Regions from separate parts of the Homo sapiens genome. Here regions 1, 2, 3, 5 and 6 are each linked to region 4. Evidence: chromatin loops called from intact Hi-C (ENCODE). Cell type or tissue: heart right ventricle. All regions are shown on one strand. Region 1 overlaps GPNMB (glycoprotein nmb). Region 2 holds the start of GPNMB (glycoprotein nmb). Region 3 overlaps GPNMB (glycoprotein nmb). Region 4 holds the start of LOC105375186 (a long non-coding RNA gene). Region 5 overlaps GPNMB (glycoprotein nmb). Region 6 overlaps KLHL7 (kelch like family member 7).

Region 1 (5,000 bases), 160 kb after region 4:
GTCTCCATCTCCTGACCTCGTGATCCGCCTGCCTCGGCCTCCCAAAATGCTGGGATTACAGGCATGAGCTACCGCGCCCAGCCACTTGCTGTATTTTTATATACAAATACTATTAGGAGATGGAGGATTCCAGTCCCCTTTTAAAAATCCACTTAATAATATAGCGGAAATAGTAACAAAAATAAGGTAGGTTATTGGATAAATAATTTTTTTAACTCTTCTGGACACCTCATCATTATATTAAATGTATTTTCTATGGGGAAAACATGTATTTCAAGTGCCAAATTACTTAGCACAAACAGCATTTATTTGTAAACTAAGGGCTAACTGTTTTATGCCACTAAACAGCTTTTTAAATTTTAACCAACTGTATACAATTACATGTATACAACTGTGGGTTTGTTTTATAAGATTTTACATTAAAATGAGCACCATCTCCCTTTCTGAAGCAGCACCACAGGCCCATCCTATTTTCCCTCCTCAGAGCAATCTATAAATGGTGGTAGCTAGTCTTTAAGGAACAGCTTCCTATAATGATGATATAATGCAGCCAATAACTAAAAATTTCCATCCTCCCAAAGGTCAGTATTTCCAGAAATTGGGACGATGTTCAGTGAGAGTTTCTGTGAACACAGCCAATGTGACACTTGGGCCTCAACTCATGGAAGTGACTGTCTACAGAAGACATGGACGGGCATATGTTCCCATCGCACAAGTGAAAGATGTGTACGTGGTAACAGGTGAGTGGTGTGAACTCTAACTGAGGATGAGGCACTTCATTCTGTTGACGTCAATGGGTTAAAAAAGAGGTAAGGCCAAGTGTTCGGGGTTAGGTTACAATGCATCTGGCCCACCTAAGCTTGTGTATTTAATTAGTTGTAGTTCATCTGTTTTCCAGAATAGCTTAGGGAAACCCCAGAAAACTTGCATGTGAAAAGGAAAATAATGCTAAATTATCCCTCATTTTAATATTTCAACCTAAAAGCATCGTCGAAGCCCTCCACTTACAATCAAGCAATCATGCATTCTTTATTTCTTTGGGGGATGTATCTTTTAGATCAGATTCCTGTGTTTGTGACTATGTTCCAGAAGAACGATCGAAATTCATCCGACGAAACCTTCCTCAAAGATCTCCCCATTATGTTTGATGTCCTGATTCATGATCCTAGCCACTTCCTCAATTATTCTACCATTAACTACAAGTGGAGCTTCGGGGATAATACTGGCCTGTTTGTTTCCACCAATCATACTGTGAATCACACGTATGTGCTCAATGGAACCTTCAGCCTTAACCTCACTGTGAAAGCTGCAGCACCAGGACCTTGTCCGCCACCGCCACCACCACCCAGACCTTCAAAACCCACCCCTTCTTTAGGTAAGGTTTCGCAGTGATCTTTGAGGGAGGCTCCTTAATGGCTAACAAAATATTCACGCAGGTCATATTATTAAATCCCTCCTTAAGGGGATATTGTAAGGACTCTGCGGTGATTCCATTTTCTACCTGTTGATTTTTTAAAGCAAAGTTATCACCATTTTACACCTATAGAACACAGAAGAAGGAAGAATGTATGTAAAGTCACTTTGCAAATAGAATTCAGTGACTTGTAGAAAGTTCTTTGACCCTCCTCATTTGCACTGGTCCCTGCTATGTGTACACACTCTCCCCTCTTCTAACCTGTCACATTTTTGTTTATCTCCCATTTTTTATGGCTATGAGAAGGCACACTGGCTCCTTATACGATCAGGTCATTTCTATGTTCCTTCCTCTCCCCCACTAATTTCTTTCCCTACCCTGCCCACACCTACCCAGTGTCCATGAAAACACAGCTGTACTTGAAAGCAATTTCCAAATGGTCCAAGAAAGAATGTAGCTTGAGAGTATGTCTGGGTTAGCAAGCTGCAGTGACTCCTGACATTAAAATTGTGCTGCATCGTATGTTTATTGCGGCACTATTCACAATAGCAAAGACTTGGAATGAACCCAAATGTCCATCAATGATAGACTGGATTAAGAAAATGTGGCACATATACACCATAGAATACTATGCAGTCATAAAAAAGGATGAGTTCATGTCCTTTGTAGGAACATGGATGAAGCTGGAAACCATCATTCTGAGCAAACTATCACAAGGACAGAAAACCAAACGCCGCATGTTCTCATTCACAGGTGGGAACTGAACAATGAGAACACTTGGACACAGGGCGGGGAACATCACACACCAGGGCCTGTCGGGGGGTAGGGGTAGGGAGGCGGGATGGCATTAACAGAAATACCTATTGTAAATGACGAGTTAATGGGTGCAGCACACCAACATGGCACATGTATACATATGTAACAAACCTGCACTTTGTGCACATGTACCCTAGAACTTAAAGTAAAATTTAAAAAAAAGAGAAAAATAAATAAAAATAAAACTGTGCTGCATTTAAGGCATGATTAATTCAATACCACCCTATATTAATAGTCTGGGGACATTCAAGAAGTCCTTAAGAGTCCACTTTGGGTAGCACTGGCTTCCATCTGATTCCCCACGCTACCCCATGCCATCACCACCCTTTTCCCACTGGGCCAGTTGCACTCAGCACCCCAGGATCCTGGGGATAGCAATAGGCTGACATCCTCTCACTGGTCACAAGAGGGCGCCAGGGACCAAGCCCACGACGGTCCATCATGACGTCTGGGGCTTCTTGTTTTTACAAAATCCTGTTTGTTATAAATTATAAAGTTTTACAATAAGATGTTAGTAATAAAATGAGAGCTTGTTAAATCAAGCATATCTAAGTCAAGACAACACAAGTTATCACTGATTTCGATTATCTCAAAAATGTTTTAAATTACAAAGTTTATGCATGTTCCTTAGTAAAAATTAAAACAATGTAGATGTCTAGAGTAAAAAGCAAAAGTCCCCACTCGTACTCTCCTCCCAAGAGTTAAACCCTGTTAATAATTGGGAGGATTTCTTTCCAGATATTTTTCTATGCATTTATAAACATATACTATATATACACATAAGGTTTGTTTTGGTTGTGTAAATGGGTTCATTTACACAAGAGGGCTATTCATATTGTTTTACAATTTGCTCTTTTTCTAATTTAACAAACATTATAGACATCTTTCCACTGTTAATACATATAAGTCTATCTCACTTTATCCAGTGGCTGCATAGTGTTTCATAGAATGTATGTACTGTCATTTATTTCACCATTCTCTTTTTTTTTTTTTTTTTTTTTTTTTTTTGAGACAGCGTCTTGCTCTAACACCCAGGCTGGAGTGCAGTGGCACAATCTTGGCTCACTGCAACCTCCACCTCCTGGACTCAAGTGATCCTTCTGCCTCAGCCTCCCAAGTGGCTGTGGCTACAGGCATACACAACCACACCCAGCTAATTTTTTTATTTTTTAGTAGAGATGGGGTTTCGCCGTGTTGCCCAGGCTGGTCTCCAACTCTTGAGCACAGGTGATCTACCCACCCCAGCCTTCCAAAGTGCTGGGATTATAAGCGTGAGGCACTGTGCCCGGCCCACCATTCTCTTATTGATGGATGATTAGATTAATCCTAATTCCAACTACAATTATAACTGTATTGAACAACTTTAAATATACAGCTTCATTCTAGTAATCCTTTAGGAGAAGCAATTTTTTTTATCTACAACTATTAATGATCTTCTTTACAAATAAGAGGACCAGGTATAAAATTCAAAATAAATTACAGATGCTTTTAATATTTAAGTTCCAGAATGGTAAAAGACTTAATGTTAGGTTGTTTAATGTTAGTCTACTTTGAATTGCATTTTTATTAAACTAGCTTGTTTTTCTTATAAACTATTTATATCATAGCATGTTTTAAAAATATATTTGAAGCCAATGAAAAGCTATTTAAAATTTCTGTTGTAATTTCTCCCTAGGTGACACCATAAGATATAAACTAGTGGGCCAGGCATGGTGGCTCACATCTGTAATCCCAGCACTTTGGGAGGCCGAGGCAGGTGGATCACCTGAGGTCAGGAGTTCGAGACCAGCCTGGTCAACATGGTGAAACCCCGTCTCTACCGAAAATATAAAAATTAGCCGGGTGTGGTGGAGAGTGTCTGTAATCCCAGCTACTTGGGAGGCTGAGGCAGAAGAATCGCTTGAACCTGGGAGGTGGAGGTTGCAGTGAGCCGAGATCGCGCCATTGCACTCCAGCCTGGGCGACAAGAGAGAAACTCTGTCTCAAAAAAAAAAAAAAAAAAAGATATAAACTAGCAACCCCTACAAGTTAGTTAAGTTTTATTGCGAAGGAAAGCTGCCTGGCTTTATCTAAAGGTGTTAGATCAATCATAATCAACCCCAAAATGCCTTAAACCAGCATCTCTCTTAGGGAGAGCGAGGAGGGACGTTTCTAAAAGGGGTCTCTTCTAGGGAGCATTTCCAGCTGTACAGGCCATATTAAAGGGCTTGGATGACCAAGTATTATATTATTGTTTGGCCAAAAAATATGTTCTCTCTGCTTTGGTAAGTGGCTTCTTAATAATGCACAGCCGAAAATAGAAATCAAATGCAAATGCAGGAGTGAGGCAGAAGCCAGTTGAAGAGGTGACCCAGGTAGATGTGTTTAAATCTGAGGGCAGATGCATGTGTGCTATTTTTAAGTCACGGAATTCTCTTCACTTAGCTAACAGTGCTATTATTTGTTTTTCAGACTTGTGAACAAATCTGAAAAAAAAAAAAAAAACCTTTTGTAAGACTGATGCTAATTACTGTAATACTCTCTCTATATATAAAATAACATCATATCATAGAGAACTTTCCCAGAGAATCAAGAGCTCTCACACCGTTCTCTGGGCAACAGGGACATAAATACCAAATTAAGGATGAAGTTGACCTTCTTTCTCATCTGTCTTTTAAGGTGTGCGTTTCTCTCCATTAGCCCTTGAATCATACCTTGACTTTATAGACACAATGTTTGCGAAGCTCCATATGCTTTTTTATTTTTATTTTTATTTTTTTTTTGAGATAGA
Region 2 (5,000 bases), 150 kb after region 4:
CTCTAAAAAAAAAAAAAAAAAAAGTTTTTAAGTAATTTAAAAAGCAAATAACTATATACATTATTCGCTTTACATTACATGAAACTAATAAGTATTTCCATTATTCCTTTATTCATCAATATTTGAAAATTGTTTCAGTCATGAATAATGTGTTCCTTTCGTTGTTTTCCCCTTCATATTTGCTGCAAAGGCTGTAAAAGGCACTCTACAGAGTTGTTTGCCGCCTTAGGGATGGAAGTCAGCCACTCCTGCTGTATGGATTTTAGTTTCATAGGCTATTTCCATTCCTCCTTGACACACTGAACCATAAATCAATACCCCAAGTTTTACCCTCACCTGCAACCAAGGTTTCTACTGCACTGAAAATGGCCATGTGAATGTGAGTTTGAGAAAGGTCACATATGGTAAAGTTTTCATGTTGCCACATTTTCTGCATACTCTGTAACCAGGAATGATTTGACTGTATAAATTTATCTTACAGACACACTTGTTTGTACATTTAATGCCTGCTTTCTATAATATGAAAAAATACACAGAACGTTTTATGCAATTGGCTCTGAGTAATGCAACACATAAATGCTTTGAGAGCAGTTACCAAAAATTATGCAGGTTATTACAAAAGTTATATGGAATTGCACAGATATTCTAAATGTGCTTTTGAGTAAATTTCTCAGCTACCAGAGGCCTGGGCAGCTGTTTCCAGCACATCCTGGCACAACATTCATGTTATCATCCACTTATGTATTCCACAATTTCAAATGATTGATAAGACACCTCCCCCATCTTTGCTTCCTCTTGGAGGAAAAAAATATACAAGCAATCACGAGCACAGGAGCAGGTGGACAACTACATCTTAGGAAAGGGTGCGTAACTGTGAACTCTAAACGTGAGCTGGGTGCCTGATGCAGTATAGGAACCACAGTAAGTCGATAATCAGTGAGGCTGGAGGATTGAAATTTTATTTGGTAAAGAATATTGAGCCAGGCGCGGTGGCTCATGCCTGTAATCCCAGCACTTTGGGAAGCCGAGGCGGGCAGATCACAAGGTCAGGAGATCGAGACCAGCCTGGCCAACATAGTGAAACCTGCCTCTACTAAAAATACAAAAAATTAGCCGGGCATGGTGGCGGGCACCTGTAATTCCAGCTACTCAGGAGGCTGAGGCAGGAGAATGGCTTGAACCTGGGAGGTGGAAGTTGCAGTGAGCTGAGATCGTGCCATTGCACTCCAGCCTGGGAGACAGTGTGAGACTCCATCTCAAAAAAAAAAAATGAATATTGAAATAGAGTCTATAGGAAAAAAACTCCTTGAATCTAGTAAATGTGGAATCACAAAATTGAAATAATGTGCATCTGAAAAGTGAATAAATAGATGCCAAGAAGGAGTGAGTCATAAGCACATGAGTTGTAAGAGGTTGAACTTGAGAGACCAGATCAGGCAGTGCCGCTTAATACCATCACATGATCCTCCCCGAGGCCCTGTATTTAATTAAAATAGAGAGGGAGGCACCACAGATGCCAGAAGAACACTGTTGCTCTTGGTGGACGGGCCCAGAGGAATTCAGAGTTAAACCTTGAGTGCCTGCGTCCGTGAGAATTCAGCATGGAATGTCTCTACTATTTCCTGGGATTTCTGCTCCTGGCTGCAAGATTGCCACTTGATGCCGCCAAACGTGAGTAACCCTTAATTTCTATGTTTAACCCATTCTCTGGCCATTGGCTGAAATGATGGCTAATAATATCCTCTGAACTAGAGGTTGGACTGAAGTTCTTCAGGAAGCTTTCATCTCTGGCTCACTCATCTCTTCTTCTGCAAACTGTTGGGAAGGCTGAAACTACAGCAAAATGCCTCCAGCTCCATTCTTTGCTTTCGGCTCATGGAAAGTAAAAACTATGCTGCCCTTCTCTTGTGAAGCTTCTTTTCCATTGCAATTGCAACCCATTCTTGCCAGACAGTGGTTGGGGGAGGGTTGGACAGCCTCCGGCCACAGAACAAAGCAACTCCACCAACTAAACTATGTCCAGCTTCCATCCAAAAGGGTGGAGACCTCACATGAAATGGGGTCTCCAATCTGGAGGCAAATTTACGAATCTCCCCAGCCCTGAAGCTATTGCTCCTCCTGCGGGGCTTCCTCACAGACCTGCAGGAGCTTGCTGGGAGAGGAGCTGAAGCCCAGGCTCTCTACCCTGGTCAGGCAGGAGAGGCCAGGGCATTTTTAACAATACTGATACCCACGCAATGAAACCGGAATCTTTGGGAGTGGGGTCAGAGGATCCTTGTTTTAAAAGTTCCTCTTGGGATCTGCCTATGCAGCCAGGGTCCAGACCACTGAAGCAGTGTGCAGATTCGCGAGAGGAAGAGAGCTGAGCCGCTGTAACCCTGGGCCTGGGATTGCGGGGACGGGACGGGTGGGAAGCGGCCAAAGGCGCAGCGGCTTCTGGTCAGAGCCGCAGAGGCCTGAGACGTGGGCCGCGCCCCGGCCCAGGAGACCCCGCGGCCGCGCCCTAACCCTCAGTCTCCCGACTGCGACTGCGACCCGGGAAAACGCCTACGTTTTTGGAAAGGAAGTCCCATCACAGGGAGCTGACCCGGTGTCAGCGCGCAGCACGTTCCCGGCCCGCAGTGCGCCGCGCGTCCTCCTAGCAGCCCGCGGAGCCCGGCACTGTGATGGTCCCGCTTCCCACACGAGGCCACGGGCCACAGAGTGGGCAAGGAACTCGCCCCAAGCCACACAGCGGGTAAGTTGAGGAGGCAGCCTTCCATCCCGACCTCTGTCCTTCCTGCCCGGGTTTGGGGTTGGACAGGCTCGGGCTCCCCGCCAGCCTAGGGGCTGGGTCTCCAGTGGCTTTGCTCCATTTCCTCATTTCCTTCAAAACGAGGAGTTTTCGTTTCCTCATTTGCAAAACTGGGTAATTGTGTTCTTGTGAGATCAGCTGCTTGGCGTGAGAGACGTGCATGGTGGGGATTGTTCCTACGGAGGCAGACCTGCACCCACCCTCAGGATACCTCCCAGGACAGGCTACTTTAAAGACGAAGGAACACAGAATAGACCCGATGGGGGACACCTGCTATTATTCCACCCTCTTTCACCAGTCCACTTCGCTCTGCTCAATAAAACAGATTAGCAGGAGGCCGAATCAGCGCTGTCAGCTCGAGAGGAGTCCTCAGCCTCTTGGGCAGTGTAACAAAACCCAGCCATTCACCAGGTTCACCTTGCTCTGGACTAAATATTCTGCCCAGAAAAAAATAAGGGCAGGCAGAATGTAGCAGTGTATCAAGCACTAAAGATTTCCTACCATTTTCCATTCGTAGCCCTGAAGGAAGGAGAAAGTGTGGACAAGGTAGGTGGAGGCAGCCCAGCCACCACCTCTCTGCTGGTGGACACAGCAAGGATGCCAAAGTGTGGAGGCAGAGTCGGCTGCAGCACTGGGTGCGACCTCAAATTTACCTTCACATTGATTGCCCCCAAAACCCACCCCCACAGGCTTTTATTTTTCTTTTAAAATCTGCTTACTATTGGGTTTTTTTTTTTTTAATCAATTTTTTTAGAGACAGGGTCTTACTCTCACCCAGGCTGGAGTGCAGTGGTGTGATCACAGCTCACTGCAGCCTCCAACTCCTGGGCTAAAGGTGATCTTCCACCTCAGCCTCCTGAGTAGCTGGGACCACAGGCACGTGCCACCACACCCAGATAATTTTTGTATTTTTTGTAGAAATGGGATCTTACTACATTGCCCAGGCTGGCCTCAAACTTCTGGGCTCAGTCCTCCCTTGGCCTCCCAGAATGCTAGGACTACAGGCATGAGCCACCTTATCCGGATGGGTTTATTTTATTTTTTAAATTTTTGTAGAGACAGGGTTTTGCCATGTTGCCCAGGCTGGTCTGGAACTCCTGGGCTCAGGCAATCGCCCACCCTCAGCCTTCCAAAGTGTTGGGATTACAGGCATGAGCCATTGCATCCGGCCTTTATTTTTAAATTCAACTTTTTATTGTGAGGTATTTATAGATTCACATACTGTTGTAAGAAATAATACAGAGAGATCCCCATGCACCCTTTACCTGGTTTGCCCCAGTGGTATCATCATGCAAAACAGGACATCACAGCCCAGATATTGACATTGATACAGTGAAAACACAGCAGAGCTCCATCACCAAAGTATTCTCATGGCTATAGATGTATAGCCAAATCTACTTCCCTCTTTCCAAACCTCACCCAGTCCCTGGCAACCACTAATCTGGTTTCCATTTTTATCATTTTGTAATTTCCAAAATTCTATACAAATGGAATTATCCAGTATGTAACCTTTTGAGATTTGCTTTTTTTAAAACCCAACATAATTTCCTGGAACTTTATTGATTTATTGAAGTAACTGCATCAATAGTTTGTTCCTCTTTGTCACAGAGTAGTATTCCATGGTATGGATGTACCACAGTTTGCTTAACCATTCACCCATTAAAGGACATCTGGGTTATTTCAATTTGGGCTATTATGAATAAAGCTGCTATAAATATTCATGTGCAGATCTCTGTGAGAATATCAGTTTTGTTTCTCTGGGATGCATGCCAAAGGGTACAATTTCTTGGTTGTATGATAGTTGCATGTTTAGTTTTGCAAGAAACTAACAGAGTGGCTGTACCATTTTACATTTCCACTAGTAATGTGTGAGCAATCCAGTTTCTCTACATCCTTGCAAGCATTTGATGTTGTCACTGCTTTTTAGTTAGGTCTTACTGATAGGGATATAGTGATATTTCACTACTGGCTAATGATGTTGAATATCTTCTTGTGTGTTTATTTGCCATGAGATGAATGAAATGGTGAAATATCATTTCATTAATTTTTACCAATTTTTCTAATTGAATCCCGTGGTTTTCTTATAGTGAGTTTTGAAAATTCTTTATATATTCTAAATACTAGTCCTTTATTGGAAGTGTAGTTTACAAATAATTTCTCCCAGTCTGTAGCTTGCCTTTTCATCCTCTTTCATGTCATGTTTCAG
Region 3 (5,000 bases), 150 kb after region 4:
GTAGAAACATACATCAATCTGAACATTTTTTAAAGTAAAAGAATGGAAAAAGATATACCAGTTAAACACTAAGCATTCATATCAAAGTATTCTTTAGAACAAGGGATATTACCAGGGATAAAGAGCATCAATTCTTATTGAGAAAAGGGTCAGTTCATCAAGAAGCTGTAACAATTCTAAATGTATAGTATGCACCTGACAACAAAGCTTCAAAATACATACAGCAAAAACTGGAAGAAGAAACAGGCAATTGGAAAAACCACAATATAGTTGGAGATTTCAAGATTTTTCTCTCAGTAACTCAAATAACAAGTAGAAAATCAGTAGGAACACAGAAAATTCAAAAAAACACTATCAACTAGCTTGACATAAATGACATTTAAAAAGAAAACACTCTACCCAACAAATGTAGACTACACAAAGTATATGGAACATTCACCAAGACAGACCATTAAAAAGCTGTTTATCAGTAAACTTCCTGGTACTAGTACGTGTCGCTTGGAATCTTGAAGGCATTCCTGAGCCTGGCATTCCTTTAGCCAAGTGAGTAGTTCAGAATGGGAAAAAAAAATGCAAAAATCTGAAGATTATTGGCATCAGTGTTTTCCTAATAATATTGTATCAAATTTAAATATTCAGAGGATGTGTATTGAGAAGCCAAGTGATGGCTAAAAAATATTGACTTTCAAAATTTTTCTTTGATTCATTTAAAGTTCATAAAGACATAGGGTCTGAATGCTTGTAATCAAGGTATTTCCAGGAGACTTCCTTTAAAAAACAAAGCACCCTCTGTTTACTTGATGCACTGAATATATTATGTATGTGCTTTTCAACAGTAAGAAATAAAAAGTTTCTTTAACCACTGTGAGGTGATTACTAAATGAAGAATGGAATTTGTTTCGAATATTGATACAGGATTTCATGATGTGCTGGGCAATGAAAGACCTTCTGCTTACATGAGGGAGCACAATCAATTAAATGGCTGGTCTTCTGATGAAAATGACTGGAATGAAAAACTCTACCCAGTGTGGAAGCGGGGAGACATGAGGTGGAAAAACTCCTGGAAGGGTAAGTCAAAAGATTCAAACCAAACACCTGCAATTTCCTACTTCAGTAAGTCTTGTAGATGGTAAAGCCTTTTAGATCACACGGCTCACGTCATTTCCACGAATGACAGTGCTCTCATTACCAAGTGGGGAGGCACCTGGACTTGGCAATATTTTCTTTAGCCCAACACTATCACTTCCTAAACCACAAGTAATCTCCTTAGAAATTTCCACATTGGTAGCTCTTGGAATACTTTTGAAGGGTGAGCAGATTTAGCTTTAAACCTATTTAGCCAACCTGGGAATGATCATCTTCAGAAACCCAGTCACCCCAAAGCCATTTTTACTGTCTCAAAGGTGTGGCTTATCAGAAACGGAAAATCTTTCTTTTTAGATAAAAGAATGCATCCTTCAGCCATTGGTTTCGAGATTTAAAAATGCAGACTTCTAAAACTTGTCTCCTTAACCCAACAGAGCTGATTTGTTTTATTATCATAGGTAAATGTTCTTGCTGTGATTAGAGAATTCTTAACTGGTCTGATTTATTTTTTAATTTATCTTCTAGAGTGTTGTACTCTGAAAGCTAAAGTGAGGAATACAAAATATAAATTTAATATATTATAAAGAGGCATATGGGTCCTCTGGTCCTTATTAATAAAGTTAGCTCTAAATGTTTATGAACGAAAGGAAAAAGATGCTGGATCATCGAGCCCCACTTTTTTATACCCTAGGAGGCCGTGTGCAGGCGGTCCTGACCAGTGACTCACCAGCCCTCGTGGGCTCAAATATAACATTTGCGGTGAACCTGATATTCCCTAGATGCCAAAAGGAAGATGCCAATGGCAACATAGTCTATGAGAAGAACTGCAGAAATGGTAAGAACACAGTATTCTCCTAAACTACTGGAGACCCAGTTTCTAAACCTTAATGATCACAGGTGCTTCTGTAAGTGCCAGATGCTGATCTCATCCCTTGCCACTGCACTCCATGAGCTGGATGACAGAGACAGTGAGTGTGTGGTCCTACCCAGTGCCTTCATCAACATCAACGTCAGCCAGACCTACTGCAGCAAACCAGTGGCTCTCCCTTGCTTGGAGCCCTCTTCAAAAGCCACATCACCACCTCCTGCTTTTCCTTAGTGTCCAGTTGACTGGACAGAGAATACCTTGCTGAGTCTCAGATTTTGCTTTTATTACTTGGAACTCTTTTGGCTACTCAAAGAATAGCCAATTTGACAGATGTTTGCTGATCAGTCTAATTTAGGCTGACAAGGATTTCTCAAGCAAATGCTGTGTAGCTGGCGCAAATGCTAAAATGTGTATATTTTGGTTTTGCTTTGCTCTTAGTGAAAGAAATAAGCTCTCTATCTATGTTAAAGAGGACCAAAGGTGCAAATACATCAAGGGAAATTATCTTGTCAGAATGGTACATGCTCAAAAAACGGAGTTAATGGCCGGATACCATGGCTCATGCCTGTAATCCCAGCACTTTGAGAGGCCGAGGCAGGTGTATCACCTGAGGTCAGGAGTTCAAGACCATTCTGGCCAACATGGTGAAACCCCATCTCTACTAAAAATATAAAAATTAGCCAGGCGTGGTGAGATGGAGTCTTGCCTTGTCACCCAGGCTGGAGTGCAATGGCGCGATCTTGGTTCACTGCAGTCTTTGCCTCCCGGGTTCAAATGATTCTCCTGCCTCAGCCTCCCAAGTAGCTGGGATTACAGGCACCCACCACCATGCTCAGCTAATTTTTGTATTTTTAGTACAGACGGGGTTTCCCCATGTTGGCCAGGTTGGTCTCAAACATTTGACCTCGTGGTCCGCCCGCCTCGGTCTCCCAAAGCGCCGGGATTACAGGCGTGAGCCACCGCGCCCAGTCAGCATTTGTCTTTCTATGCCTAGCTTATTGCACTTAACATCATGGCCTCCAGTTCCATCCATGTTGCTGCAAACGATGGGATTTAATTCTTTTTATGACTGAGTAATATTCCATCACATTTTCTTTATCCATTTATCTATTGATGGATACTTAATTTGGTTCCATATCCTGACTATTGTGAATACTGCTGCAACACAGGAATACATACATCTCTTTGATGGATTGATTTCCTTTCTTTTGTATATATTCCCAGCAGTGAGATTGCTGGCTCATATGGTAGCTCTATTTTTAGTTTTTTGAGGAACCTCCATACTGTTTTCCATAGTGGTTGTACTAATTTACATTCCCACCAACAGTGATATACTGTTGGTGATTTGTATGACTTTTTTGAGAAATTGTCTATTCAGATCTTTCAGCCATTTTTGATTAATTTTTTTATTGATACATGATAATCATACACATTTCTGGGCTATGCGTGTTATTTTGATACATGCATACAATTTATGGTGATCAAATCAGGGTGATTGGGATATCCACCTCAAATATTTATCATTTCTTTGTGCTGAGAACATTCCAAATCTTTCTCTTTTTTTTTTCTTTTCTTTTTTGAGACAGAGTTTCACTTTGTCACCCAGGCTGGAGTGCAGTGGCACAATCTTGGCTCACTGCAACCTCCACCTCCCAGGTTCAAGCAATTCTCCTGCCTCGGCGTCCCAAGTAGCTGGGATTATAGGCGCATGCAGCATGACTGGCTAATTTTTGTATTTTTAGTAGAAACGGGGTTTCACCATGTTGGCCAGGCTGGTCTCGAACTCCTGACCTCAAGCGATCCGCCCATCTCGGCCTCCCAAAGTGCTGGGATTACAGGTGTGAGCCACTGCACCCAGCCTAAATCTTTCTTCTAGCTGTTTTGAAATATACAACAAATTGTTGTTAACTATAGTCACCTAGATTCAACAATTTTAGCACTTTGTCATAACTGCTTCTTTCCATATATCTATAATCATATGTAGATATAAGGATAGCTATATATATCTATCTACATCTAGAGACAGAAAGAGGGATTTTAAAAATCATTTAAAGCATCAAAAATAGCCAAATATACAAACCTTGATTGGGGTGATAATGGTGTCAGGGCTATTTAGGACAATGCTCTTATTCTTAGACATGTGTGCCGGAGTCTTTATGAATAAACAGTCATGATGTCAAGTGTGTCAGGAAAAAAACCTACAGAAAGAGGTGTGTCAAAATAAAAAGATAAAGTATCTCTGATTTGAATAGGATTGTGACTTGAAAACCCGATAGGAAGAAAAATACATTAAATGATATCTCTACATTGGATTTTTCTGAATAATTGCTTTGTATAAAACCTTCATTGAAATATAACAAATTCAGAAAAGTGCACAAGTCATAAGCATACTATTGGATGGATTCTACATATTAAGTGTTTAGTTGTCTAACTACTTTTAAACTAGTTATGAAAAAAATACGAAAAAGTGTTTAATTCAGTGATGCATGCACATTGGGTTTTCTGAGCCTAGATAACACTCATGGCTGGTTTCTATCTCTGTTTAGAGGCTGGTTTATCTGCTGATCCGTATGTTTACAACTGGACAGCATGGTCAGAGGACAGTGACGGGGAAAATGGCACCGGCCAAAGCCATCATAACGTCTTCCCTGATGGGAAACCTTTTCCTCACCACCCCGGATGGAGAAGATGGAATTTCATCTACGTCTTCCACACACTTGGTTGGCTTTTACAAACCCCTAAGCTTCTTCTTTACCTTTCCTTAAAATTTCAACCTTCTCTTTTCTTACTCTATAATTGAGAATGATAACACAGAGAGTTAATAACAGTCACCCTGCTAACTTTCCTTAGCATGAGTGAACAGTGAGAGATAAAAATGAAATCTTGGTTAACCTTGCCAAATCTCCAGGACACCGAAGAGTTAAAAAGAGAGAAAAACAAAAAGATTAAGCTCTTTTTCAAAAAAACAAAACCACTTAATTTTTTTCTACCTAAAACCATAACAAGAAAAAATGCTAACACTTATTTATTTGAATGGCACATGGAG
Region 4 (5,000 bases):
ATGGCAATACTGCCTTAGGCAGCTACAATATTAAACAACTGCTGCTTATTGTCTTTGTCAAATTCCCTGCTGGCGGAGCTGTTTGCACAAAGTGAGCTCTGATTCATGTCAAATAAATACAAGCCCTGAGAACGGAGCTTTTCAGTAAGGTGCCAGACAGGCTGAACACTAAAAACACCCTAGGGATGAGGCTTTTGAGGACCTCTTAACCTGTTCTGACTTCTCCAATGACAGTGGGCTGGTGGGTTTCACAGCTACCATAGTTGTGAAGCTGTTGGTTTTTAAGGCTACTATAAAGCTAGAGAGAGTGAGAAGGGATTAGGAAGAGTTAAAACACCTCAAGTCTCATTGTTATGAGATTCAGCCATTTGTCTTAAATAACTACTTCTTGGATTGTTATAAGCTTTTAGTTAGTTTCCAGAGATCTGAAAAAGTTAATTTTGACAATTTCCCAGTGTTCCTGTTGCTTTTATGGAGGAGTAGATTTTCAGAGGCCCTTATTTTACCTTTCTGGGAGTTGAGGTCACACTTACCATTCATACGTCATATTGTAAAATATACACACGACTGGCTGGGCATGGTAGCTCACACTTGTAATCTCAGCACTTCGGGAGGCCAAGGTAGGCAGATTACCAGAGGTCAGGAGTTGGAGACCAGCTTGTCCAACATAGTGAAACCCCGTCTCTGCTAAAAATACAAAAAAAAAAAAAAAAATTAGCCAGGCATGGTGGCAGGCACCTGTAATCCCAGCTACCTGGGAGGCTGAGGCAGGAGAATCACTTGAACCCAGGAGGTGGCAGTTGCAGTGAGCCAAGATTGCACAACTGTACTCCATGCTGGGCAACAGAGTGAGACTCTGTCTCAAAAAAAAATGCATGACATATATATTCCTTCCACTTCTGATTGGAAGTGAGTACCAACCTTCTGCTTAAAATTTTACGTATTTGATGACTGAAGAATTTTCCATAGACCAGCTTGTGGCTTAGCTGATGAAACCTGTTTAAAACTTGCTTCTCCTCCACTACTTAAATACTTTCAGTGCTGGTTACTGTAAGACATATTAGGAGATCTCAGGCCCTGCATCTTTGGCATCACAAGATAGGGTTGGCACAGTGGGACTAGGGACTATTCCTGAATGCCATTCTTACATTACAAGGGCTGGAAATAGCTTAACTGTATGGAAGTAACTGTGATCTACAAATATATATCCTGCTAGATGCCAAAAAATATATCCTCAGTTCAATTTGTGATTTGTTCCCAAAGATATATATGGCAATTTCAACACCACCAGATAGTTAAAAAAAAAAAAAAAAAAAGTATGATAGAGGGAAAATCAGGGTGAAATGAGACAATAGACTCAAGCTATTGTGGTTAAAATATCTTACTTTTATAAATTTTACAAAGCCAAATTGCTATGTGAACACATTGCTAGGCCCACAGCTTTGAAATCAGGCTGTTCAAGTTTAGAGACCCTGAATTTTAAGCTTGGATAATCCCCAGACCCCTGCCCACCACCTGGTCTTTTGTCTGATTTCTCTCTGGGTTTCTGCTTTTTTTTTTTTTTTTTTTTTTTCATTCTGCAGTCTCTGCAGACTGCTGCCTTTCTCTGCTTATCACATACACCGTCCAAATTGGCTGGCTGAGCCCCTTGTACATACTTCCAGTAGAACTGCTGCACACAAGCTCATCAACATCCATCTGTCCAGTGTCCAAAGAGAACATGATGCTCTTTACTTCAGCTTATTAATTGGGTCTCTTTGGTTTAGGTGTTCAACCTTAATCCAATAAACTGAGACCAGGTAGAGGTAAAGCCCCACAGAATAGGTACAGCTTTAGGAATCCCTCCTGTGGGTGAACAGAGGAGTAAGCAACTCACAGAAAATGGGAATTGGCTAAGTTGACACTTCAAGAAGTACTGGACTATAGAAAAGTTCAATAGGTTTAAGTAATAGGTACAGAAAACCTTCTCTAAACACTTAATATGCAAATATATTTTGGGATTTTTCACCAAGGATATATTTTACATGTCTCCCAAAATTGTCGCAAAGGTTCTCTACCAATCGCATGAGTCTGGTGAGAGAGACAGAACACTCACACAGGCTAGACAAAGATTTACTATGCACAGATAGATGAGCAGCAGGAATAAATAGAAGCCTAGGATCCACAGCAAGCCAGTCCTCTAAGGCTCAAGAAAGCTGCTGAGTGTGGAAAGGGTCTTATCTGTGTGTGCTCCACATTCCACTGCAGCTGAGGGACACTGAAAGCACTGTGCTCTGGGTTTTATACTCTAGGTGGCACTAGGATCACTGAGAACAAGCGCTGCAGTACACCCTGTTCTGGGAGGAACAAGGACACAATATGGATTATTCTGGACATCACCTCTCTATCTCAGAAAGTTGCATTCTCGGTTATTCTGAGAACTACAAGTTGCAGGGAGAGCTGGATTGGCCAAGATCACCCAAGGACCTATCCTCCTGTGGGTGCATTCCCAGAGAACCAGTTCAGGTTAGGGGAATCATAAGACTAGTTGTATTCCAAGAAACACATTTTGGGAAATGCTAGATTAAATAGTAACAAAGTTAATACAGGACAGGCACACATTTTATTTGCAGTATGCTTTATTGTGCTTCACAGATACTGCATGTTCTTTTGTTTGTTTTTTTTGCAAATTAATCGTTTGTGGCAACCCTGCATGGATCAAGTCTATCAGTACCATTTTTCCAACAGCATGTGCTCACTTTATTGTTTCTCTGAGTCACATTTTGGTAATTCTTGCAATATTTCAAACATTATTATTATTATCATTATCATTATATCTGTTATGGTGACCTGTGAACAGTGATGTTTGATGTTACTATTATAATTGTTTTGGAGCACCATGAACCGAGCCCATAAAACAGCGAATTTAATCAATAAATGTTGCGTGTGTTCTCACTGCTCCAGTGACCAGCTGTTCCCCATTTCTCTTTGTGTCCCCAGGCCTCTCTATTCCTCCAGACACAACAATATTGCAATTAAGCCAAGTAATAACCCTACAATAGCCTCTAAGTGTTCAAGTGAAAGAAGAGTTGCACATCTCTAACTTTAAATAAATAGCTAGAAATGACTATGCTTAGTGAGGAAGGCATGTTGAAAGCCAAGACTGGGAAGCTAGGCCTCTTGGCACCAAACAGCCACACTGTGAGTGAAAAGCAAACAAGCTTGGAGGAAATTTAAAGTGCTACTCCAGTGAACACATAAATGATAATAAAGCAAACCAGCCTTAATGCTGATATGAAGAAAGTTTTAGTGGTCTAAATAAATCAAACCAGCTACCACATTCCCTTAAGCCAAAACCTAACCCAGAGCAAGATCCTAACACTATTCAGTTCTATGAAAGCTGAAAGAAGTAAGGAAGTTGCCCAAGAAAATCTAGAAGATAGCAGAGGTTCGTTCCTGTGGTTTAAGGAAAGAAGCTATCTCCTTAACATGAAAGTGTAAGGTAAGGCAACAAGTGCTGATGTAGAAACTGTAGCAAGTTATCCAGAAGATCTAGCTAAGATCATCGAAGAGGGTGGCTACACCAAACAACAGATTTTCAATGTACATGAAACAACTTCTATTGGAAGAAGATGCCATCTAAGACTTTCATAGCTAGAGAGGAGAAGTCCATGCCTGTTTTCATACTTTCAAGGACAGGCTGACTCTTCTTGTTAGGAGTTAATGCAGTTGGTTACTTGAAGTTGAAGCCAGTGCCCATTTACCATTCCAAAAATCCTAGGGTCCTGACAAATTATGCTAAATCTGCTCTACCAGTGCTCTATAAATGGAACAACGATACCTAGCTGGCAGCACATCTGTTTACAACACAGCTTTCTGAATATTTTAAGTCCACTGTTGAGACCTACTGCTCAAAAAAAAAGGTGTCCTTTCAAAATATTACTGGTCATTGACAATGCACGTGGTCACCCAAGAGCTATAATGGTGCTATATGAGGAGATTAATCTTGTTTTCATGACTGCTAACACAATGTCTATTCTACAGCCCATGGATCAAGGAGTCATTTTGATTTTTAGGTGTTATTATTTAAAATATACATTTAATAAGGCTAGAGCTACCACAGACAGTGATTCTTCTGATGGAACTGGGCAAAGCACATAGAAAACCTTCTGGAAAAGATTCACCATTCTAGATGCCATTAAGAACATTTGTGATTAGGAGGAGGTCAAAATATCAACATTCACAGAAATTTGGAAGTTGATTCCAACCCTCACGGATGACTTTGAGAGGTTTGAAATTTCTGTGGAGAAAGTACCTGCAGATGTGGTGGAAATAGAAAAACAACTAGAATTAGAAGTGGAATTTGATGTGACTGAATTGCTGCAATCTCATGATAAAACTTGAATGGGTGAAGAGTTGCTTCTTATGGCTGAGCAAAGAAAGTGGTTGTTTGAAAAGGAATCTATTCATGGTGAAGACTCTGTAAATATTGTTGAAATGACAACAAAGGATGTGGAATAGTGCATAAACTTAGTTGACCAAGCAGAGACAAGGTTTGAGAGAATTGACTCCAATTTTGAAAGAAGTTCTACTATGGGTAAAATGCTATCAAACAGCATTGCATGATATGGAGAAATCCTTTGTGAAAGGGAGTCAATCAATGCAGCAAACTTCATTGTTGTCTTATTTTAAGAAATTGCCATAGCCATTCCCAACATTCAGAAACTACCATTCTGATCAGTCAGCAACCTGACCCTGATCAGTCAGCACCTATCAACATTGAGGCAAGACCTTCCACAAGCAAAATGACTGTGAATCTAGTGGGCATGGTGATGTGGGCCTGTAGTCCCAGCTCCTCAGGAGGCTGAAGCAGGAGGACTGCTTGACCCCGGGAGTTTGAGGCTGTAGTGTAGTATGATCACATCTGTGAATAAGCCACTGTACTCAATCCTGGAGAACACAGCAAGACTCCATCTCTTAAAAAAAAAGAAATAAAAATAAAAATAAATTTAAAACTTGCA
Region 5 (5,000 bases), 180 kb after region 4:
CAAGAAGAGGCGGGATACTTTCAGCTTTCCATGTAACTGTATGCATAAAGCCAATGTAGTCCAGTTTCTAAGATCATGTTCCAAGCTAACTGAATCCCACTTCAATACACACTCATGAACTCCTGATGGAACAATAACAGGCCCAAGCCTGTGGTATGATGTGCACACTTGCTAGACTCAGAAAAAATACTACTCTCATAAATGGGTGGGAGTATTTTGGTGACAACCTACTTTGCTTGGCTGAGTGAAGGAATGATATTCATATATTCATTTATTCCATGGACATTTAGTTAGTGCTTTTTATATACCAGGCATGATGCTGAGTGACACTCTTGTGTATATTTCCAAATTTTTGTACAGTCGCTGCACATATTTGAAATCATATATTAAGACTTTCCAAAGATGAGGTCCCTGGTTTTTCATGGCAACTTGATCAGTAAGGATTTCACCTCTGTTTGTAACTAAAACCATCTACTATATGTTAGACATGACATTCTTTTTCTCTCCTTCCTGAAAAATAAAGTGTGGGAAGAGACAAGACCTTGGTATTGTAATTATTTTTCTGATTCATCATTTGCTTTTCAATTTCACTTACAGTTGTTTCTTTTTTTTAGATGAGGGTCTCCCTATATTGTCCAAGCTGGTCTCAGACTCCTGGCCTCAAAGGATCCTCCTGCCTCAGCATCCCAAAGCGCTGGGATTACAGGAGTAAGCCACTGTACCCAGCCTCAATTTCATTTATAGTTTTTGACAAGTAAAAAGTTGTTTAACAATGTCTCATAGAGCATTGATAATCTCATAAATATTTTTTACCTAACTACATATATATATATATATATATATATATATATATATATATATATATATATATATGGCTGAGCACAGTGGCTCACACCTATAATCCCAGCACTTTGGGAGGCTGAGGCAGGCAGACTGCTTAAGCTCAGCAGTTTGAGACCAGCCTGGGCAACATGATGAAACCCCGTCTCTACAAAAAATACAAAAATTAGCCAGGCCTGATGGTACATGCCTGTAGTCCCAGCTACTCAGGAGGCTGGGGTGGGAGGATCACTTCAGCCCTGGAGGTCAAGGCTGCAGTGAGCCGAGATGGTGCCACTGCACTCCAGCCTAGGAAACAGAGCCAGATTCTGTCTCAAAAAAAAAAAAAGATATATATATATATATCTTTCAAATATCTGTATATACACACAATCACATCATATGTGAAACTTCAAATAAAAGTTTAATGTGTAAATGTATATAATCAGATCAATCTAAAAGAAGAGATTTTCTATAAGCGATTGTCCTGGACTCTTTGAGTAATCAGTATCATATTAAAAATAAAGGCAGGGGGTGGAATTCTAGGTCACAGTTTAGTAAACTTTTTCCATAAAGGGCTGGGTACTAAATCTCTTAGGCTTTATGGGCCACACAGTCTCGATCGCAACTGCTCAACTCTCTCATTGTAGCGTGAAAACAACCATAGACATTACATAAATAAAAGAGCCTGGCTGTGTTCCAGCAAAAATGTATTTACAAAAACAGGTGGTAGGCCAGATTTGGCCCATGGGACATAGTTTGCCTGTTTTACACTAATGGAGACAAAATGGACACAGCAACCAAACGCAATTTGAGAATCTACATTGGATCCTAGCTTGAGGAAAAAACAGTGATGAAAGATATTCGTGGGACAACTGGGGAAACTTGAGTACACACTGGATACCAGATGATATTATAGAATTGTTAATTTTCTTAAGGAATGGTAAAGGTATTGTGGGGATTAACATTTAGTCTAGGTTCTTCATTTCCTGGATGACCTAGAGGCCAAAAAAAATACAGCTATTTGTTCTAAAATCGCTTCCAAAGAGTGTAAAATTTGCAGAACAAGAATTGAGATTTCTCCCCATTTACGTGATGACTGTAGGGCCATGGTTCTCAACCAGGGGTGATTTTGCCCCCTAGAGGACATTTGGCAATGTTTGGAGACATTTGTGGTTGTCACAACTAGGGTGGGATACAACTGGCATCCCGTGGTTAGAGGCCAGTAATGTTGCCCAACATCCTACAATCTACAAGACAACCACCACAACAAAGAATTATCTGGCCCATGGAGGGCGCAGTGGATCCTGCCTGTAATCCCAGCACTTTGGGAGACCGAGGAAGGTGAATCACCTGAGCTTAGAAGTTTGAGACCAGCCTGGTCAACACAGCAAAAACCCCGTCTCTACTAAAAATACAAAAATTAGCCAGGTGTGGTGGCGCACGCTGGTAATCCCAGCTACCCAAGAGGCTAAGGCATGAGAATCACTTGAACCCAGGAGGCAGAGGTTGCAGTGAGCTGAGATCGCACCACTGCATTCCAGCCTGGGAGACAGAAGGAGACTCCATCTCAAAAAACAAACAAACAAACAAAAAACAATTATCTGACCCTGAATGTAGAACCACCCTGCTTTGTAGTGACTACTGAAGCTCTGGGCATGGACATGAAGACAGAAGACTATTTGAATCCAGCCCTGCCACTGAAGTCTGAGTAACTCTGGGCAAGTTGTTTGACCCTTCCTGAGCCTTTCCTTTCTCAGTCTCCTCATCTGTAAAATGGGTATGTCTGCCCTCCTTGGCTACTTCACAGGGCTGCGGCACATGCATCTGCCCGAATGAGTGGGCATGGAAGCACCCTGTTTATGGCATGGTGGTATGTACTCCATGTGAGGCCTGAGGACGGAAGCAGTGTGGAGAGGCTGTATCATCTTTATAATGACTAGGAGGCCAAGACATTAGTACCTAAAGCAAAAAAGTAATTTCAAATTGCAGCAGAATCACCTGAAGTTTGGTTAAAACACATATTGCTGGGCCCACCCCCAGAGCTTCGAATTCACTGTTCTGGGGTGAGGCCCCTTAAGGCTTTCTAACAAGTTTCCAGATAATCCTGCTACTGCTGGGTGGAAGGAACTAACGTTGAGAAATTTGGTCTTGAAATCCGCTCTTTCCTTCCCTTATCAACAGGGGGTAGCAGAGAGCAGCAAATAGACAGTCATTCTTTGAGGAAGCAGGTCAAAATCCTCATCAAACCTCCCTCAGTTTCAATCTAACAAGTGGCAGGAGAGAGGGCTGAAATAGTGAATTATTTAAATTTATATTATCCCTATGACCCCAGCAACAAGTCATTTAACTTGTGCTGAATCACAATTTGTGAAACGGGGGAAGCAACCTAAAAGATAGTGAGATAATTTGATTAATGTTTGTTGAGCGTTAGAACTTCCAAAGAAAATTGAAATGTATAGGTAATAAATTATTCTGGGAATTTCTTATTCTTGGGACTTTTTCTAAATGTCTGCATTTTAAACACTTCTGACTCATTTATAAACATTGGTTGCCCTCATTGAATTTTCAATTGTTTAATAGTTTAGAGGGCAATACGTTCAATGCACTCATTACATCCAGAATGTGTAGCAACTTCAAACCAGAGTGACAGTGTAAGGGCAGATGAGAAGGTGGTCATCCAGGGGTGATGGTGACCACATTCTGATGGGGCTTTTGGTGGGGGAAAATCCTTTAAGGTTTTTAAAAGAATGGTTCCAAAGCTGCCAGAATAGTTACCTTAAAAAATCAGAGTTCAGGCCGGGCGCAGTGGCTCACACCTGTAATCCCAGCACTTTGGGAGGCCAAGGCGGGCAGATCACCTGAGGTCAGGAGTTCGAGACCAGCCTGGCCAGCATGGTGAAACCCCGTCTCTACTAAAATTACAAAAATTAGCTGGATGTGGTGGCAGGTGGCTGTCACCCCAGCTACTCGGGAGGCTTGAGAATCGCTTGAGCCCAGGAGAAGGAGGTTGCAATGAGCTGAGAGTGCACCATTGCACTCCAGCCTGGGTAACAGAGTGAGGCCCTGTCCCAAAAAAAAAAAAAAAAAAGCAGAGTTCAGCTCCCAGGAATCACCCCTTGCAGACTGATTTCAATTATTCAACTGTCATTTACTGGGCACCAGTATGTCCCAAGCTCTTGTCTAGGAGAGGACTCAATAGTGACAAGAGAGACAAGGACTCTGTTCTCATAGAGCTTGGATTCCAGACTAATGTAACATGTCACCGCACAAGTGTCACTGCAGGAAGAGCGCTAAGCTCTGACCCGGAGTCCCCCATCTTGGTCAACCCCACTGGCCTCAGCTTAATCTGCAGGGACAGTTCCTCTGCTGCTTAGAACTGAACAGCCATTCCTATTGTCCTTGAAATTCTGGAATAAATTTTTTCTTTGGCGCTCTCCCATAGGCATTTTGGGATTTGGGTACCTTAATGGTATATTAGTATTTAACCAATTTTCATTCTATGTATAATTTTCTCACAAATGTCATGTCATCTCACTAATCAAAATGTTTCTCCAGTTTACAATGTAACTGCCATTATTAATTTCACTGCATGGGTTTGTTGTTTTGTTTTATTTTGGTTTTGAGACAGGGTCTCACTCTGTCACTCAGGCTGGAGTACAGCGGTGCGATCTCAGCTCACTACGACTTCCGCCTCCTGGGCTCAAGCGATTCTCCCACCTCAGCACCCCAGAGTAGCTAGGACCACAGGTATGCACCACCACACCAGACTAATTTTTGTATTTTTAGTAGAGATGGGATTTTGCCATGTTGGCCAGGCTGGTCTCAGACTCCTGAGCTTAAGTGATCCACATGCCTCAGCCTCCCAAAGTGCTGGGATTACAGGGAGGAGCCACCATGCCTGACCTATTGTATAGGTTTTAATGATGCAAATTAAGTATCAAGATTTGGGCTTATTGAGTCCTTAATTTTAAAGTGTTTATTTTTTATTTTATTTTTTGAGACAGAGTTTTGGTCTTGTCACCCAGGCTGGAGTGCAATGGCACAATCTCGGCTCACTGCAACCTCCGCCTCCTGGGTTCAAGTGATTCTCCTGCCTCAGCCTCCTGACTAGCTGGGATTACAGGTACCTGCCACCACACCCAGCTAATTTTTGTATTTTTAGCAGAGGCGGGGTTCCA
Region 6 (5,000 bases), 73 kb after region 4:
AGAGATATAAACAATAATTATAGAGAGTTACTCTTATGCCAAGTTTCCCTTTTGTTGTTGTCCTTACTGTTGTTTGGCGTCTCTTGGTTTAAGTTAGCTGCTGAAAGCACAAGCCTGTGTGCCAGTACCACCTTCACAATCACAAATGTCAGTCTTGGGAGTGTATGCAGAAGAATGTATTAAATCTCAGAAAAAAATAACTAAACTCGATTGTCTGTGTATATATGCATAATGCTGCAACCTGTGAATTAATATCCTTTAACACTTGGGTCCACATTTATATTCTCAGTTTCATTATTTATATATTAGTGGCTGTGAACAGAGCAACATGAGGTATTAAACTTGACAGAATGATAGTACTTTTTTGTTACCAGAGCAGCATAAAGTTCTTAGTGTAGATTTAAAGATGGACATGTGAATAGTAACAGATACTATTAATTTCCTGATTGCCTGAGGCCCATTATAAGTTTGTGTTTTACTTACGCATATATAAATAATAATTAAAGCTAGGTGTGATAGAACTAGTTAATATTTCCTGCCAGCAGAGGTGTGAAGAAAGAAAAAAGAATTATTTATCTTCGAAGCATCTTCCTCTTCTTTTTTGTTCCCATATTACAAGTTTTTATGAACCTCAGGAAATGGATTTCCTCTAAAAACGTGTTTTTTAATAGATATCCTCATTTTCTTATATCCTATCAGAATTGAAAGGAATAAAATCCATGTTTTCCCCGTGTATTAATAAATTACCCATAATCATTGTTCAACTTTTGTTTTCTACCCTTCTAGACATTTTGTGCGTATATGTACACATATGTGAGTAGTAAATGAGCACTTAATTAGAATAATAGACCTTTCTCATTAGTATGAGTTCTTTTACTTCCTGTAAACAAGCACACTAAAAACTTTAATTTTTTCAGATGGACTGAGCTGTGTCCAATGATTGAAGCCAGGAAGAATCATGGGCTGGTATTTGTAAAAGACAAGATATTTGCTGTGGGTGGTCAGAATGGTTTAGGTATGTGATGTTAATTCACTGTTCCACTTTCCTGATGAGTTTGCTGATACTTCCTTAAATTATTGAAGCATTTTTAAAAATCTAGATAGAAGCATTTACCATGTATATTATTATATCTATTTTTATAGTTTCTGGGAATTAACATACTTGATAAAATATCGCAGGATGTTAAACATTCCTGTTTATGAAATGTCGCAGTAGTCACCAGTCATTGTGACAATTTTAGATGGCTCCTATACATTCCCAGATACCTCCTGGGGAATGATGTCGCACCAGCTTAAGAACTATTGAGCAATAGAAATATTTGAACTTTAAAAAACCTTTAAAAACTTTTTAAATACAAGTTTTAAGGCTTGTATCCAGGTCCTAAATGGTAAAGTTTCCTAAATATTTTTAAACATTGCATGAAAATATCAATATTGTAATTTTTAAATGACTAAATTTGGCATTTTGTTTTCATAAATAATGTACTAAAGAATCTTAAATAATTGTCTTAAATGAAAGGGAGTCGGAACTGAATCTAGACACAAGCTTCAATTTAGTCAGTACTTTAAGCATCACTTAAGTGTACCAGTAACTTCTTTTCCTTCTTCTGTCCCTGTCCATTGCTATTTTCCATAAAGTGCTAAAAGGAGGAAAAAGAAGGACATTTGAGTAATTATAATCAAAGTTAATCAGAGGGGAAATCACCGATTGGTTTATTTTGCATTTTTCCAGAATAGATAAAACATGTTTAATTTTGTAGAAAAAAATCAATATTTAAAAAGAAATATTAAATGTCTATTGTGTTAAGAGTAAGAATTTAGGTGGTGGCTATGTGGACATTCACTGTAAAATTATTACAGTTTTTCTGTGTGTTTGACATTTTTCACAATAAAATATTGGAAAAATACAAAAAGTTATTACTTTAAGAAACCTTAGAATTGTTGATATAGTTTTTCATGTTGTTCATGTTTTATTCTTTTGAAGGTGGTCTGGACAATGTGGAATATTACGATATTAAGTTGAACGAATGGAAGATGGTCTCACCAATGCCATGGAAGGGTGTAACAGTGAAATGTGCAGCAGTTGGCTCTATAGTTTATGTCTTGGCTGGTTTTCAGGGTGTTGGTCGATTAGGACACATTCTCGAATATAATACCGAAACAGACAAATGGGTTGCCAACTCCAAAGTTCGTGCTTTTCCAGTCACAAGTTGTTTAATTTGTGTTGTCGATACTTGTGGAGCAAATGAAGAGACCCTTGAAACATGAAAAATGAGTGGACTTCAGACTCATCAGAGACTCTAAAATATAGCCACCAGTGCTTTGTTCCAGGAGTTTGGTGACAAAGTTTTGGTTTGGTGTTTTGGTAAAGAAAGTTTCAAGTGAAATGAGGTTCCTATAAAATAGATGTTTCTTTTATATGGATTTCCTTAATTCAAAGATCATATTTTAGCTGGCCACAAAACCAAGAACATATCTAGCAAGAAAACTTGAAAAAGTATAAGCATTTGTTAAAAATGTGAATTTCTTGAATGAATTTCACATTTGTAACTATGATTTTGGCAGAATAGAAGATTGGCTCATCAGTGAAGCGCAGTATCTTAGCTCTAGATTCTATTTTCATGCATCACAGAAGTGCTATACGGTTAGGTCTGTTTGTGCTCAGTCAAGAACTAAGAAATAGTATGAATTGTAAGTCAAGATGGGCAACTCAGATGGAGCAGCTTAGTCTCACAGTTTGCTTGTCTATTTATTTTATTTAGTGCCAAATGTATTCCATTTTAAAAGTAAGCCAGAGTGAGTCAAGGCATATACACACTTTCTCACAAAACTTCCTAAACAGATTTGGGGGTTTAATATGTCCAACTCCTCATGAAATATATTCAATCCACTTAAATATATTCCATCTTTTTAACATAAAATGTAAAGCTTAGCACCCATCATTAATTTATGTCTCTGTTTTATCCAGTGGTTAAAAAAGGATTCTGCCTCTTTAGTCCTCACTGTTAAATAAAACCCAATCATAGTAAGTGATTAACTAGCAAAAAGTAAAGCTATTTATAGCAAATTTCTAGATCATTAGAAAAGCACTGGTAGTTGTACAATATCAGTGTTGACTTTGAACTTCTTTAACGAGATCATGAATTCTTTTCCCTTAGCCAAAACATGAAATATTTAACCTAGTTGTCTCTAAAAGTTTTGTAATCATGAGTTAGATATATGTCATCTCCTATTCATTGCTTTTATGTGATCAATAAATCTTTTACAAACCCAACTACTCATTTCCTTCCTAGTAATACTTTGCCTTTTTCACTGTGTATGGAATGAAACATGTAAAGCTGTCACAATCAATGTTTTTATCTGATAATATTAAATATTTTTTAACTTAAAATAGGCCACTCAGTTTGTTCTTCAAGTATTTTAGGTAATGGTTGTTTTTAGAATTTGTGAACCAGTGTCTCTTAATTTTCAGTTTTCTTTATATAGAGGTTATAATAGTCTTAAACCCTAAAAATGTTTAAATCAAAAAGGAATTAGGAAAAACATAATGATAGGTATATTTCTATTTGTGTAGGGTTTTTTAATGTACAGCTTTATTGAGATATAATTCACATACCATACAATTCACCATTTAAAGTATACTATTCAGGCCAGGCACAGTGGCTCACGCCTGTAATCCCAGCACTTTGGGAGGCCAAGGTGGGTAGATCATTTGAGGTCAGCAGTTCAAGACCACCCTGGCCAACATGATGAGACCCCGTCTCTACTAAAAATACAAAAATTAGCCAGGCCTGGTGGTGTGCACTTGTAATCCCAGCTATTCAGGAGACTGAGGCAGGAGGATTGCTTGAACCTGACAGGCAGAGGTTGCAGTGAGCTGAGATCAAGCCACTGCACCCCAGCCTGGGCAACAGAGCAAGACTAAAAAAAAAAAAAAAAAAAAAAAAATGTATTATTCAGTGGTTTTTAATATATCCACAGAGTTACGCAACCATCACCACAATTTTAGAACATTTTCATCACCCCAAAAAGAAACCTTGTACTGATTAGCAATGGTTCCCTATTTCCCCCAACGCCCCTGTATTTCCTAGGGCTACCATAACAAACTACTGCAAACTTGGTGGCTTTAAAGAACAGAAATTTATTCTCTCACAATTCAGGAAGCCAGCACTCCTAAATCAAGTTGTCAGCAGGGTTAGTTCCTTCTGGAGGGTCTGCAGCAGAAACCACACATGCCTCTCCCCTAGCTTCTGGTGGTTGCCAGCAATCCTCAGCATTCTTTGGCTTGTAGCTGCAGCACTTCAGTCTCTGTCTCTGTCTTCGCATGGGCTTTTTCCCTGTGTGTCTCTGTATCTTCACATGGTGTTCTTATAAGGACAACATAGGAGCCAGACACAGTGGCTCAGGCCGGTAATTTCAACACTTTGGGAGGTGGAGGCAGTAGGATCACTTGAGGCTAGGAGTTCAAGACCCTGTCTCTACAAAAAAATAAAAAGTTAGCAGGTGTGGTATATACCTGCAGTTCTAGCTACTCAGAAGGCTGAGGTGGGAGGATCACTTGAGCCCAGGAGTTCAAGGATGTAGTGAGCTATGATTGTGCCACTGCACTCCAGCCTGGGTGACAGACTGAGACCCTGTCTCATTAAAAAAAAAAAAAAAAAAGCTGGGCGCTGTGTCTCACGCCCTTAATCCCAGCACTTTGGGAGGCCGAGGCGGGTGGATTACCTGAGGTCAGGAGTTTGAGACCAGCCTGGACAACATGCCAAAACCCCGTCTCTACTAAAAATACAAAAATTAGCCAGGTATGGTGGTGTGCACCTGTAGTCCCAGCTACTCAGGAGGCTGAGGTAGGAGAATTGCTTGAACCTGGGAGGCAGAGGTTGCAGTGAGCTGAGATTGCGCCACTTCATTCCAGCCTGGGTGACAGAGCAAGACACCTTCTCAAAGCAAAATACAAACAAAAAAAGGACAACATAGGGCCCGCAATCCAGTATGACCTT

The links. Peaks named below come from ENCODE experiments on the same cell type or tissue, not always from the same donor. Only the 100,000 strongest peaks of a DNase experiment are listed, where the experiment ranks them.
Region 1: a loop joins it to region 4, with 2.5 times the contacts of the local background. A loop is called at or near these places in 8 of 110 quality-filtered maps.
Region 2: it touches region 4 in a loop (5-fold over the local background); 17 of 110 quality-filtered maps call a loop at or near these places.
Region 3: it touches region 4 in a loop (3-fold over the local background); 20 of 110 quality-filtered maps call a loop at or near these places.
Region 5: it touches region 4 in a loop (2.5-fold over the local background); 6 of 110 quality-filtered maps call a loop at or near these places.
Region 6: a loop joins it to region 4, with 2.5 times the contacts of the local background. A loop is called at or near these places in 86 of 110 quality-filtered maps.

Annotation. Positions count from the first base shown.
Region 1 is chr7:23,259,399-23,264,398 of GRCh38, forward strand. GPNMB (glycoprotein nmb) reads left to right here. Exons shown (of 11, transcript NM_002510.3): 5 at 582-740; 6 at 1,058-1,375. Among named protein-coding and RNA genes, the nearest start is that of GPNMB, 15 kb to the left of the region's middle. In heart right ventricle, a CTCF peak has its summit at 2,639 (motif pointing right); a DNase peak (open chromatin) is centred at 2,634.
Region 2 is chr7:23,245,257-23,250,256 of GRCh38, forward strand. GPNMB (glycoprotein nmb) reads left to right here and starts at 1,519. Exons shown (of 11, transcript NM_002510.3): 1 at 1,519-1,671. The coding sequence starts at 1,602. RefSeq lists an enhancer at 2,971-3,090. In heart right ventricle, no CTCF peak of the experiment used is centred here; DNase peaks (open chromatin) are centred at 1,532, 2,218 and 2,645; H3K4me3 peaks cover 2,954 bases; H3K27ac peaks cover 3,210 bases.
Region 3 is chr7:23,252,392-23,257,391 of GRCh38, forward strand. It overlaps GPNMB (glycoprotein nmb), which reads left to right. Exons shown (of 11, transcript NM_002510.3): 2 at 916-1,068; 3 at 1,778-1,921; 4 at 4,501-4,674. Among named protein-coding and RNA genes, the nearest start is that of GPNMB, 8.1 kb to the left of the region's middle. In heart right ventricle, no CTCF peak of the experiment used is centred here; no DNase peak of the experiment used is centred here.
Region 4 is chr7:23,098,624-23,103,623 of GRCh38, forward strand. KLHL7-DT (KLHL7 divergent transcript) reads right to left here. Exons shown (of 3, transcript NR_046220.1): 3 at 2,605-4,955. LOC105375186 (a long non-coding RNA gene) reads right to left here and starts at 572. Exons shown (of 3, transcript XR_927096.2): 1 at 534-572. In heart right ventricle, CTCF peaks have their summits at 2,292 (motif pointing right) and 2,496; no DNase peak of the experiment used is centred here; H3K27ac peaks cover 295 bases.
Region 5 is chr7:23,274,571-23,279,570 of GRCh38, forward strand. GPNMB (glycoprotein nmb) reads left to right here. Exons shown (of 11, transcript NM_002510.3): 11 at 1-538. Among named protein-coding and RNA genes, the nearest start is that of MALSU1, 22 kb to the right of the region's middle. RefSeq lists silencers at 2,967-3,026, 3,037-3,086. In heart right ventricle, CTCF peaks have their summits at 3,008 and 3,209; no DNase peak of the experiment used is centred here.
Region 6 is chr7:23,172,031-23,177,030 of GRCh38, forward strand. It overlaps KLHL7 (kelch like family member 7), which reads left to right. Exons shown (of 11, transcript NM_001031710.3): 10 at 918-1,015; 11 at 1,985-5,000. The coding sequence ends at 2,268. Among named protein-coding and RNA genes, the nearest start is that of NUP42, 7.5 kb to the right of the region's middle. In heart right ventricle, no CTCF peak of the experiment used is centred here; no DNase peak of the experiment used is centred here.